2 separate regions of the Mus musculus genome follow, and region 2 is linked to region 1. A link is a loop called in an ENCODE intact Hi-C map of the cell type or tissue named here. Cell type or tissue: heart. All regions are shown on one strand. Links, peaks and the distances in the headings refer to the core of each region. The heading gives the core; the rest is flanking DNA.

Region 1 (5,380 bases), core at 104-5,103:
AGTGCTCAGGCTAGGTTCTAGGAAGCCCAGGGTCCACATCTGTGGTCCTATTGTAGTGGGGCCTTCCCCTGTATGTTTTCCCTTCTGTGGTAAATTAGGGCCTGGGCTTTGAGAACACTTCAGGGCTGTGGGAACACCTCAGAAGAGTCTTACTTTATCAAATAGAAGAAAAGTAACCCAGTCCAGAAACCAAGGCTGTGTAATTTGCTTTGCAGTTTGTGATCCAGGGGTGCCACTGTTAAGGATTTGAAGAGCTGTGATGTGGGCCAGCCCATAAGGAAGATTGTAGTGGATGTTTGTCTTGTTATCCTTTTGTCTCCTTTCCTGTTGGAGATGCTCACCCCCACTTGCTCAAATTTCTAGTGCTATGTGTTTGCACTTTTCTTGTCTTCCAAGTTATCCTTCGTGGACAGGCTGGGGAAGCATGCTTATACTTAAGATGGCTAGCCATTCACTATGGCTTAAATCCTGTGTGGGCAGGGACTCTGCACCATCCTTCCATTCCAAGGTGCATGCCTCCGAGCACAGCAGCACTCTTTAACATGTCTACATCAACACCCACAATTTCAAACACTGGGAACTTGGTTGGAAGCATTACCATTTATTCAACAAGAGTCCATGACATACTTACCATGAGTGAGGCCAGATGTGATGAGCAAGACAGGCAGCATCCTGGGGCTGAGGCAGAGCCCTAAAGACAGACAGGAGAATGTTCTTCATGTGAGCACAGGTCACTCTAGACAGAGCACGAAATGATGGTCACGGAAGTGGTGCCAGGCAGAGCATGAAGGACAGGGACAGAGGGAACTGCAGAGTCAGGGGAGCCATGTGGGCCACACAGCTTCTCTGTTCATGTGGTCATTTGTGTTGTAACAACCTGGAGAGACATTTGCCCTTCCCAGTCCACTGGAGAGCTCTGTTTCCAGGAGAAGTTTTTGGTTTCCTGAACACAATTTAAATAAAAATAGTAAGGAGTATCAGTGACAGTGGGGCGGAGAGAAGGGGAAGAGGAGAAAGAGGAAGAGAAAAGGAGAAGAGGAGGAGGAAGGGAAGACAGGAGGAGAAGAGGAAGAGAAAGATGAAGAGAGGAGGAGAACCGAAGGAGGGAGGAAGCAAAGGAGGAGGGGGGAAGAGAGAAGAGGGAAGGAGAAGAAGAGGGAGGAACTCAAGGGATTCTAGAAGGTTCTAAATGGCATAATTAATATCATTGGTGTATCAGGCACAACACTGTACTGCCAGCAAAAAAGGAGGCACTCCCACAACCCAAGACCAGGAAGTGCTGCAGAGGCTCTTCAACCTAGAAAGAGAATCTTTGGCCAGAGTGGAGGAGAGGGGTCAACAGCATGGCTATGTCTCAGCTGAGGCTGTCTGAGCATGCTTGGGTGGGAAATGCTATCAGTCCACTAGGTCCTCCCATTATGGTCTTGGGTACCTGCTGGCCCTTTCTATTTTATCCTCTGCCACACTCCCACTACACCTACAAATGGACCCAGAAACTGGCAAGAGTGTTAGGGTGGTAGGTGTTGGGGTGAGGCAGATCCATTTCCAGGTACTGTTGTTAACAAGGGTCATGGACAACCTGGCTTACACAAGGGACACTGCCTCTTCATATGCCAGGGGCTGGAAGCCCAGAGTCAAAGTGTTGGCCATGCCAGGAAAAATGCTAAGACGTTGTCTCCGGCCTCCCTCCACCTTCTGGTGGCTCCTGGTTCATGACGGCTTCACCTCAATCAGTATATGGTGCTCCCTCGATCAGTATATGGTGCTCCCTCGATCAGTATATGGTGCTCCCTCGTATATCTGACACATCTATGTTGTTTTAGGACAGGCAGGGTCATGTTTGGTTTAGGACTACAACACCCAGGTATAACAAAGTCAAGATTGTGACATATTCTGAACACTTTTAAAAAAGATTCTTTTGTGAGTATTCATGTCTGGTTGTGTTCTGGGGTGTTGGCTGGCCAGGTGGGATGCTTCCTTGATGTGGCTGGCTTCCTTGCACTGTTAGAGGAACAACTGGCTGCCCAAGGGTGTGTGCTGGTGGCCAGTGACAGCTTGTGAGGCGGCTGGGACAAGTCTGGTGTATCTCATGTCTATTTCCATAGCCTTTACATCTGACCTGTTGCTTTGTGATACTGATCATGTATCTGTTGGCTCCTCCCATTTCCAGCAAGCTGGATCACAGCCACAGAACCTCCAGTGAACACACAGCATGAGACTAGGTTGGCTCCGATGTAGCAGAGAAAACAGATTACGATAAATTAGATATTTTCTTCATTTACATTTCAAATGCTGTCCCCTTTCCTAGTTTCCTCTCCAAACATCCCCTATACTCTCCCCCTTCTCTCCTCCCCCTGCTCCCCAACTCACCCACTCCCATTTCCTGACCCAGGCATTCCCCTATACTGGGACATAGAATCTTTGCAAGACCAAGGGCCTCTCCTCCCATTGATGAGATTTGCCTTTTAAAAATTGCTCTGGCTCCCAGCTGGGGACGGAACAAGGGTGCCTACTGTGGCCACCAGGGGGCGCTGATGCTGTGTTCTGAAAACAATAATGTGGAAACCTGAGGTTAAGAGGTCCTCTCAACGCAATTGAAGCTGTAACAGAGGGAATCAGGAGTTTGCTGCTGTATACACACATCTGCATGAAGAACAGGTAGGCCTAAGTGTCACCTCTCTCCTGGAAAGAGATTGGCCTTGTACTCAGTCTAGTCAATAACTGCCCCCCCCCCCCCCGTGCTACCCCTGTGTGGCACAGGGCACAAAGAGAGGCCCTTTGATCAGATGCCCCCTCTTCAACATAGTACAGATTGCTACAGGGATGCTTCCCCAACCCCCAGACTGCAAAACCGTTTTCCAGGAACTGCCCTGGAGGAACTTCTTAAATAATTAAAATGGAGCTGGAAGAGATGGTTTGGTAGTTAAGAGCACACAATGTTTTTGCAAAGAACCTGGGTTCAGTTCCCAGCACGCATGTCTAGTTCCATAGAGAGTAGCTGTTCTGGCCTCCATACGCACCTGCACTCAATCACAGGAGCATAGACATAGACATAATTAATCATAATAAAAGAAAAAAAATCAAAGAATAAGACATTGACCATATGCCTCACCCTTTTATAAGACAGGCAGGCTTTCTTGCTCAGGCTATCCTTGAACTCCAGTGTGGCTGAAGATGGCCTTGACCTTCTGACCCTCCTGCCTTATCTATCAGCTGCTGGGATTGCAGACAAATATCACCACCTGTGGTGTACGTGGTGCTGAGGATGGAATCCCTGGCTTTGTGTATGCTAAGCAAGCACTCTACCAGCAAAGCTGCACACCCAGCTGCCACCTATCAACCCAGCTGCCACCTATCAACCCAGCTGCCACCTATCAACAATGCAAAAGTTAAAACCAACAGTGGGTAAGGAACCCAGGTCAGCATAGCTTCCTGCTGTTGCTGATCCCCCACAGGAAAAGCAACAGCTTTGACACTAGTGTTGTGCCCAACTGCTGTACCCAAGTGGGTCCCCTCACCTATTGTGAGGTGGGAGGAAGGCATCGGCCGATGGAGGAACTTTCTAGAATTCTCTACCCACCAAGCTGTATCAAGCTTCTCCTGTAAGATGGCAATTTATTTATTTTTATTTTTTAAAAAAAGATTAGGTTTTAAGTTTTAAATTATACATGCATATATGTGTCTCTCTGAGTAATGTGAATCCCCAAGGTCTCAGATCCCCCTGTGGTGGTTTGAAGAGGCCATAGGAAGTGTGGCCTTATTGGAGGAGGTGTGGTCTTCTTAGAGGAAGTGTGTCACTGTGGAGGTGGGGCTTTGAGGTCTTAAATGCTCAAGCTAGGCCCAGTGTGAAACACATCCAATCTCTTCCTTGCTGCCTTCTGATCAAGATGTAGAATTCTCAGCTCCTCCAGCATGGAGTCTACCTTCATGCAGCATGCTTCTCACCATGATAATGGACTAAATTTCCATAACTGCAAGTCGGCCCCAATGAAATGTTTGCCTTTATAAGAGTTGCTCTGGAGGGCTGGAGAGATGGCTCAGAGGTCAGAGCACTGTCTGTTCTTCCAGAGGTCCTGAGTTCAATTCCCAGCAAACACATGGTGGCTCACACCCATCTGCAATTGGATCTGGCGCCCTCTTCTGGCATTCAGGTATGCACGCAAGTAGAATGCTGCATACATAATAAATGAGTAAACCTTAAAAAACAAACAAAAGAATTAAAGAAAATGTTGCCTTGGTCATGGTGTCTCTTCACAGCAATGGAAACCCTAAATAAGACACTCCTGGAGCTGGAGGTATAGGCACATGTGCACCACATGATGTGGGTGCTGGGAACCAAACCTGGGTCCTGTAAGAGCAGTAGTCTCCCTTAACCACTGAGGAGCCATCTTCCCAGCCTTAAGAGCCCCCCTCCTTTTCTTCTTCTTTTTTTGAGACAGGGTCTCTCTATATTATTCTGCTGTTCTAGAGCTCTCTATATAGACCAGCCTGGCTTTGAACTCACAGAGATCTGCTTTCCTCTTCCTCCCATGGGCTGGGATTAAAAGTATGCATCACCACACCTGGCAAGAAACAATTTCTTAAACATGTCTTATATTTTTGCGATTCTCGTTAGTGAGGCAGGCAGTGGCATTGTCTGTATCACAGTCATCACTAACCAGATCACAACAATGCTTGCAGTTCCCATGGTTAGCAGACTCACACACTTCTGGGAGACTACCCATCCATCTGGGTCATCCCTTCCTCCGTAGGAGTAAGGTGGGAGCGCACCCAGGCTATCTCATTTCTTAACTTAGGCTATCTCATCTCTCAACTCACTTGGAGCCACTGTAGGCTTTCTCCTCAGAGCAGCAGCATCCGGAGAAGTATGTATCGGTTTGCTTTGGTGGCTAGGTCCATTCATCTCTCATAGTTCTGGAGTATGCAACTCCAAAACCAAGGTGTGGACAGGGCTGCTACCCGAGAGGCCTCTCTCTTTTAGTTCCTAGGTGGTCATTTCTGTTTGTGACTCGTGGTCACACCAATGCATGTCTGTGTCCTCATCTTTTCATACAAGAGTACCAGTTGCATTGATTAGGGCTCGTCACATTTTTACCTCTTTAAAGACCCTGTCACTAGGCACAACCACATGTGACCAGGGGTCATTTGTCAACAGATGCATTTTATCCTGTAACATAGTGGCAGATGCATTCCATGTCCCTAGCTTAAGGGGAAGACTGTGACCCTGAACCCTGTTCATGGACTTCAGCTTGGAACCTCATCAAATACTTCTGCCTGTTACACAACCAAGAATCATCATACCCTCTGTTCTGTGACCCATATTATTGGGGGGGGTCCTCTTGCTAGAGGGGCTACTCCCTACCTGATGGAAACACCAGAC
Region 2 (5,380 bases), core at 271-5,270, 98 kb after region 1:
CCTATTATAAAATGCTGTGTGTGTGTGTATTATAAAATGCTCTCTCTCTCTCTCTCTCTCTCTCTCTCTCTCTCTCTCTCTCTCTCTGTGTGTGTGTGTGTATTATAAAATGCTGTGTGTGTGGCCATATAGAGTCAGTTTGTTATTTACTCCATTGAACTAGAAAGCTGTCTCCTCCAATTTCTGCCATTAGTAAGCTTAGGCAGCACCTACACACACTCTATGCTTCTCACATTCAACTAGAGGCCAGTTAGTGTCACTGATAGGTGATAGGACCTTCAGAACCACCCAGGAACTATGAGGTCAAAGAGCAAAGGCAGTCCCAATGATCTCTACTCTGTGAGGGGTCTGTGACCTGCTGCTTTTCGCTGACCTCCATGCTGGGGCTATGTGGGTAATGATAGCTAGTGAGAAAGCCATTCAGTGGACCACAGACGTAAACACCAGGTTATATCAACTCGAGAGGTAAATATTGACGATATCTCAACACCGAGTTACTGTTTACTTGGTGGGACAATGGAGGTGAGCCTGAGTACGTGCTCCCACACATGCCCAAGTTTTCGGTGTCTCCACCGAGTGTGTCTGGCCATTTCAGCAAGGCACTGACCTCAATGTAGGCTAGTTGGAGGTTTCTAGAAGACATCCAGATTGGAGGACTAACAAAGAGTTCCCCCATTAATCAGAGAGGCCAGCTACATCAGATTGGCCCATGAGCTTGTCAGTAGGAGATTATCTGGGTTTCCTTAACCAATGTGGGAGGACCTAGGACCTAGCCTAAACTTGGAAGTACCATTCCCTGGGTTTGGGCCTTGGACTGTGTAAAGAGGAAAGGCTCTCCTACAAGAGAGCAGCAGCATGTGTGCAGTCATGCCCTCTGCTACTAACCACAGGTGACCAGCTGCTTCAAGTTCCTCCTCCCTTGACTTTCCCTCCCTCATAGACTATAACCTGGAAATTCGAGCAGTGAGCAAACCCCCTTCTCCCTCTTTTGATCAGGGTATTTTATCACAGCAAAAGACGCGCACTCTACTCCGACCCCCTGCCTGTCACCCCAGGCCCACAGGGCAGAGAAGTGAAACAGAGGCAGCTTTATTCCCTTGCCCCAGGGCCTCGGTGGATCAGATGAGCTGCCATATGTGAACTCGGCAATTCACAGACAACACTTCCAGAATCCAGTGAGACTGATGTCCTCTGGGACTGTACACAGTGGCTCAGAAGGAGAGAAACAGGTGCCTTTCAACAGCTGTTTCAGGGTTGGTCCTATTTGTTTTTCCAGGAAGAAAGCAGGTTATCCTTGTGGTGGTTTGAATGTTTGGTGCCCAGTTGTTGGTGTTTGGAGGAGGTTTAGATGCTGTGGCCTTGCTGGAGGAAGTGTGTCACTGAACTCAGGCTCCTTTAGGTAAGGGCAGCGAGCTCATTGCTCCACCAAGTTATCTCTGCGTGGACTCCGTTAGTGCATTAGAGGGGCCTTGTCTGAGGGGAAGAGATGTTTGTTTGGATCTCCCTAAGAAATGTAGTGCCCCGTCTCAGCTGCCATGCTGGTCCTGATGCTGCTGTGTTGGTTTCTCTCAATCCTTAATAGTAAAGGAAACTGCATCGATTCCGAAGGTAACAGTGAGCTTTAGGTCCGGAGAGAATGATGGGGGAGGGGTACACACTTGGTTCCTCAGCCTCCACCTGGTAACTTTGAGTTCACTTCTACACTGTCAAGTTTTCCTCCCTCCCTCCCTCCCTCCCTCCCTCCCTCCCTCCCTCCCTCCTTCCTTCCTTCCTTCCTTCTTTCCCTCCTTCCTTTCGTCTCATGCAGTTTTCAAAGCCTTTCTTTTTTTTTTTTATGGACATACATCATCGAAGCATCTGTTTTCACTTTCTTCTCTGGAAATTAATACAGCTCTTATATTAAAGGTGTTGATGCAAAGTGCAGCCCTTGTTTGTTTGTTCTGGAGCAAAATATAGATGACCGTGCCCCCCCTGGAACACAGATTGCCCCAAATACCATGTTCCAGTAGAAGATTTATAGTTCCAGAAGGAAGAAAGTCATGACCAGACACTTTCCCAATATATCAGCAGGAATATCAGACAGGTGGGTTTACAGAAAAGCACTGTAAACCTCAATAGTGTCTGGCGACATTTTTAGGCTTTTGGTTGCTGGAAGCCAGCATGTGACCAGCCAGATGGTCGCAAGGATGTTAGGTCAGACACAGCCTGCTGCTAGCCTGCCAAGAGGATGTTCTCCAAGGGACAAGGAGCAGCACAGCAGGGCACTGTTGTAGTGACACCGAGGCAAGGGATGAGTGAAGCAGCGTGTTGGCATGGAGTGTGTGCCACATGTGTATAGATGGCTGTCAGATGCCCTTGGGTTTGAGTTACAGGAGGTTTTGAACCCTGGGACCTGAACTCTGCCTTCTGGAAGATCAGGACGTGTTCTTAGCACTGATCTGTGTGGGATTTATTTACCAGGCAGTGAAATGGTCAGATGAGCAATCATAGGATGCCATCACCAGTGAGTCTGCAGGTCAGGGGTCACTCTAAGAGGTCCTCGTGGAAATGGAACACTACCTTGGAGATACCACCACCCCCAGGCAGACACTATCCACTCTGCTGAGGGCACCTGCACATTGGCATGTCAGGAGCAGATGCCAACGAGCTGAAGGATCCTCCATGGGAAGAGCAAGGTGACTAGACCAGAAAAATCACAACCCAATGTGGTCAACATCGAGATAGATAAGAGTCTGTTCTTCTTGTATCACTCTTGATACAAACTCTGAGTGTATTTTACATTTAGAACACTGCACAATTTACCGCTGGAATGTGTTACAATTAGGGCCCAACACTCACAGCCAGTGCCTAGAAGTCCTACCAGAACAATAACTCTAGATAAAGGAAAGGCAATTTACACTTTTGTCTATTTAAATTTACCAGGCTTAAAATCACACCCCCCTACTCCCTTCACTAGAACCCAGCCTTGAAGAGAACCTGTGGCTCGCTCAGGGGTGCTGGTGCCACCTAGTGACCACTCCTGGTAGTGTAGAGTCTTGCCTAGGTTGGCCTGACCTTCCTGTGAACATTTCTCAGAGCATCCTCTGAAGTGGGAGGGAAGAGGCCTGAGGGGAAGGGCAATGAGAGGTCAGTTGTGTCTAGTGTCCATTTATCTCACCGTGTAGGTGCTATTAGCCAGGGATCTCCTTTTGTGAGACACTGGCTTAGAATAATAACTGTTCTAAGGTCTTCCTGGAAGGCCAGGTCTTCTCCACCAACCACAAGATGACAGCTCATCTGCTCATCTGGCATTTTGTCCGGGTGACTTAACAAGACACTCACCTTCCGCACCTCTGCAGCTGAAGTTCTAGCTCAAGGATGGGCTCTTCCTGAAGGTCCCTGCTCCATAGGGAATTGTGAATACCTCTTTTTATTGCAAGACTACAGTCCTGTGGGATGAGGGTTCCATCCTTGGGAACAGGTGCACATGAGTTGCTGGCTATTGAGGCCATGTAGGAGCGCCTGCAAGTTGGCAGGTGGGACCTATTTGTTTGTTGGAGGGACAAACCGACCAATGCCGCGTAACATTTTTCAAGGGGCTGGAGAAGGGTTAGGGAAGGCCCGTCATTATGATGTCTTCAAGCTGGCTTTCAGAGACAGTAAGGCGTCTTGTGACTGAGAGGGCTGAGGTCTGGAAATTACCACAGGTGGTCAAGGGCACCTTGCCAGCCAGGAAGCAGCAGACACAGAGTGTCTAGCTAGTCCTGGAGTTGGGGAACACAGGTCAGCACCACTGGTTCAGAGACCCAGCACTTGCTTCCAGAATCTGGCTCTGGGCTGCCTTAGTCTACTGTGGCTTATGGCCTTGTTGAACACTCTGATCTTTATACAAATTCTATACATAAAAGAACCAAATGGAAATCTGTCAGAATCAGAAGTAAGGTGAGCTATAGTTTATTTTCCTTAAGTATATTTTTAATTAAAATATTTTTCATACAATATATTCTGATTATGGTTCCCCTACCCCAACTCCTCCCATATTCTCTCTGACTCCCTACCCACCCAAATCTATACCCTTTTCTCTCAGTAGAATACAAATAGACACCTACAAGGTAATAAAAAATAAGATTAAATAAAAGCAAACAAACATGAGTAGGTTGAATCAAACAAATTACCAAAAGAGCAAACAAAAAAGTACCAAGATGTACACATTCACACACACAGAAGTTCCATAAAACATAGCACTAGAAACCAACATGCATATACATTTGCATATACATTTGCATATACGTGCAAAAGACCTGTAAGGAAAGAGGGGGAAGAGAGGGAGGGGAAAGAGAAGAAGGAGAAGGAGTGGGAGATGATAACGTGGATGACGAATACAACAGTGAACGAATACAACAGTGAAGATGAAGACTGCTCAAAGAATTATGAGATAAGGGCTAGAGAGATGACTTAGCCATTAAAGGCTAGTCTCACAACCAAAGAAATAAGAGACAAAGAACCTCCAAAACTGCCATTGATGTGTGTGTGTGTGTGTGTGTGTGTGTGTGTGTGTGTGTGTGTGTAGGCTACTTCTGGGCATTGGACCTAGCCCTAAGAGTAGTTTGTATACTCAGTGAGAGTCTGTTGGATAAAATTAATTCTTCCTTTGCCAGTGGTAATTACTTGGAGAGAGTTTCTGGCTTAGCGATGGGGGCATGTGTTCACTTCCCCTCTCAATGCTGGGCCCCCATGTAGGCTTAAACCGTGCACACTGTCAGTCTCTGTGAATTCATCTGTGTGTCAGTTCTGTGTTTAGAAGGCCTTGTTTCTTGGTGTCTTCCATCCCTTCTGGCTCTTACAATCTTTCTACCTCCTCTTCCCCAGGATTCCCTGAACTCTGGTGGGAGGGATTTGATGGAGACATCCCATTTAGGACTGAATGTTCCAAGGTCTCTCTCTCTCTTCTCTCTCTCTCTCTCCACTTAGTTCTCTTGTAGGTCTCTGTATTTGTTCCTATCTACTGCAGAAGGAAGCTTCTCTGATGATGGCTGAGTGATGCATTGATCAATGAGTATAGCAGAATGTTGTTAAGAGTGTGCTCTTTTAGCAGAATAGTACTGATTGGGTTTTCCCTATGTCCCTGGGCTATCTAGTCTCAGGTTTAATCTCATGGACTAGGCCTTCAATCTAATCAGACAATGGTTGGTTACTCCCATGAGCTCTGTGCCACTAGTAGACAGTGTGTCTTGCAGGCAGGACACAACTGTAGATCTGAGGGTTTGTAGCTGGCTTTGTGTTTACTTTTCTTCCCTCACTTGGTGGTACATTTACACAATTCAGCTGTTTAAAAATGATGTCATGGAATTCACAGGTAGATAGAACTAGAAAAAAAAATCCACCAGAGTGAGGTAACCCA

What was found. Peaks named below come from ENCODE experiments on the same cell type or tissue, not always from the same donor. Only the 100,000 strongest peaks of a DNase experiment are listed, where the experiment ranks them.
Region 2: a loop joins it to region 1, with 8 times the contacts of the local background. A loop is called at or near these places in 34 of 42 quality-filtered maps.

Annotation. Positions count from the first base shown.
Region 1 is chr5:28,091,283-28,096,662 of GRCm38, reverse strand. The region is part of intron 1 of Gm35223 (a long non-coding RNA gene); the gene reads left to right. Among named protein-coding and RNA genes, the nearest start is that of Insig1, 23 kb to the right of the region's middle. In heart, for the core only: CTCF peaks have their summits at 2,520 (motif pointing right) and 4,144 (motif pointing left); a DNase peak (open chromatin) is centred at 2,522; H3K27me3 peaks cover 1,469 bases.
Region 2 is chr5:27,993,012-27,998,391 of GRCm38, reverse strand. No RefSeq gene overlaps it. Among named protein-coding and RNA genes, the nearest start is that of Gm17695, 44 kb to the right of the region's middle. In heart, for the core only: no CTCF peak of the experiment used is centred there; a DNase peak (open chromatin) is centred at 3,011; H3K27me3 peaks cover 466 bases.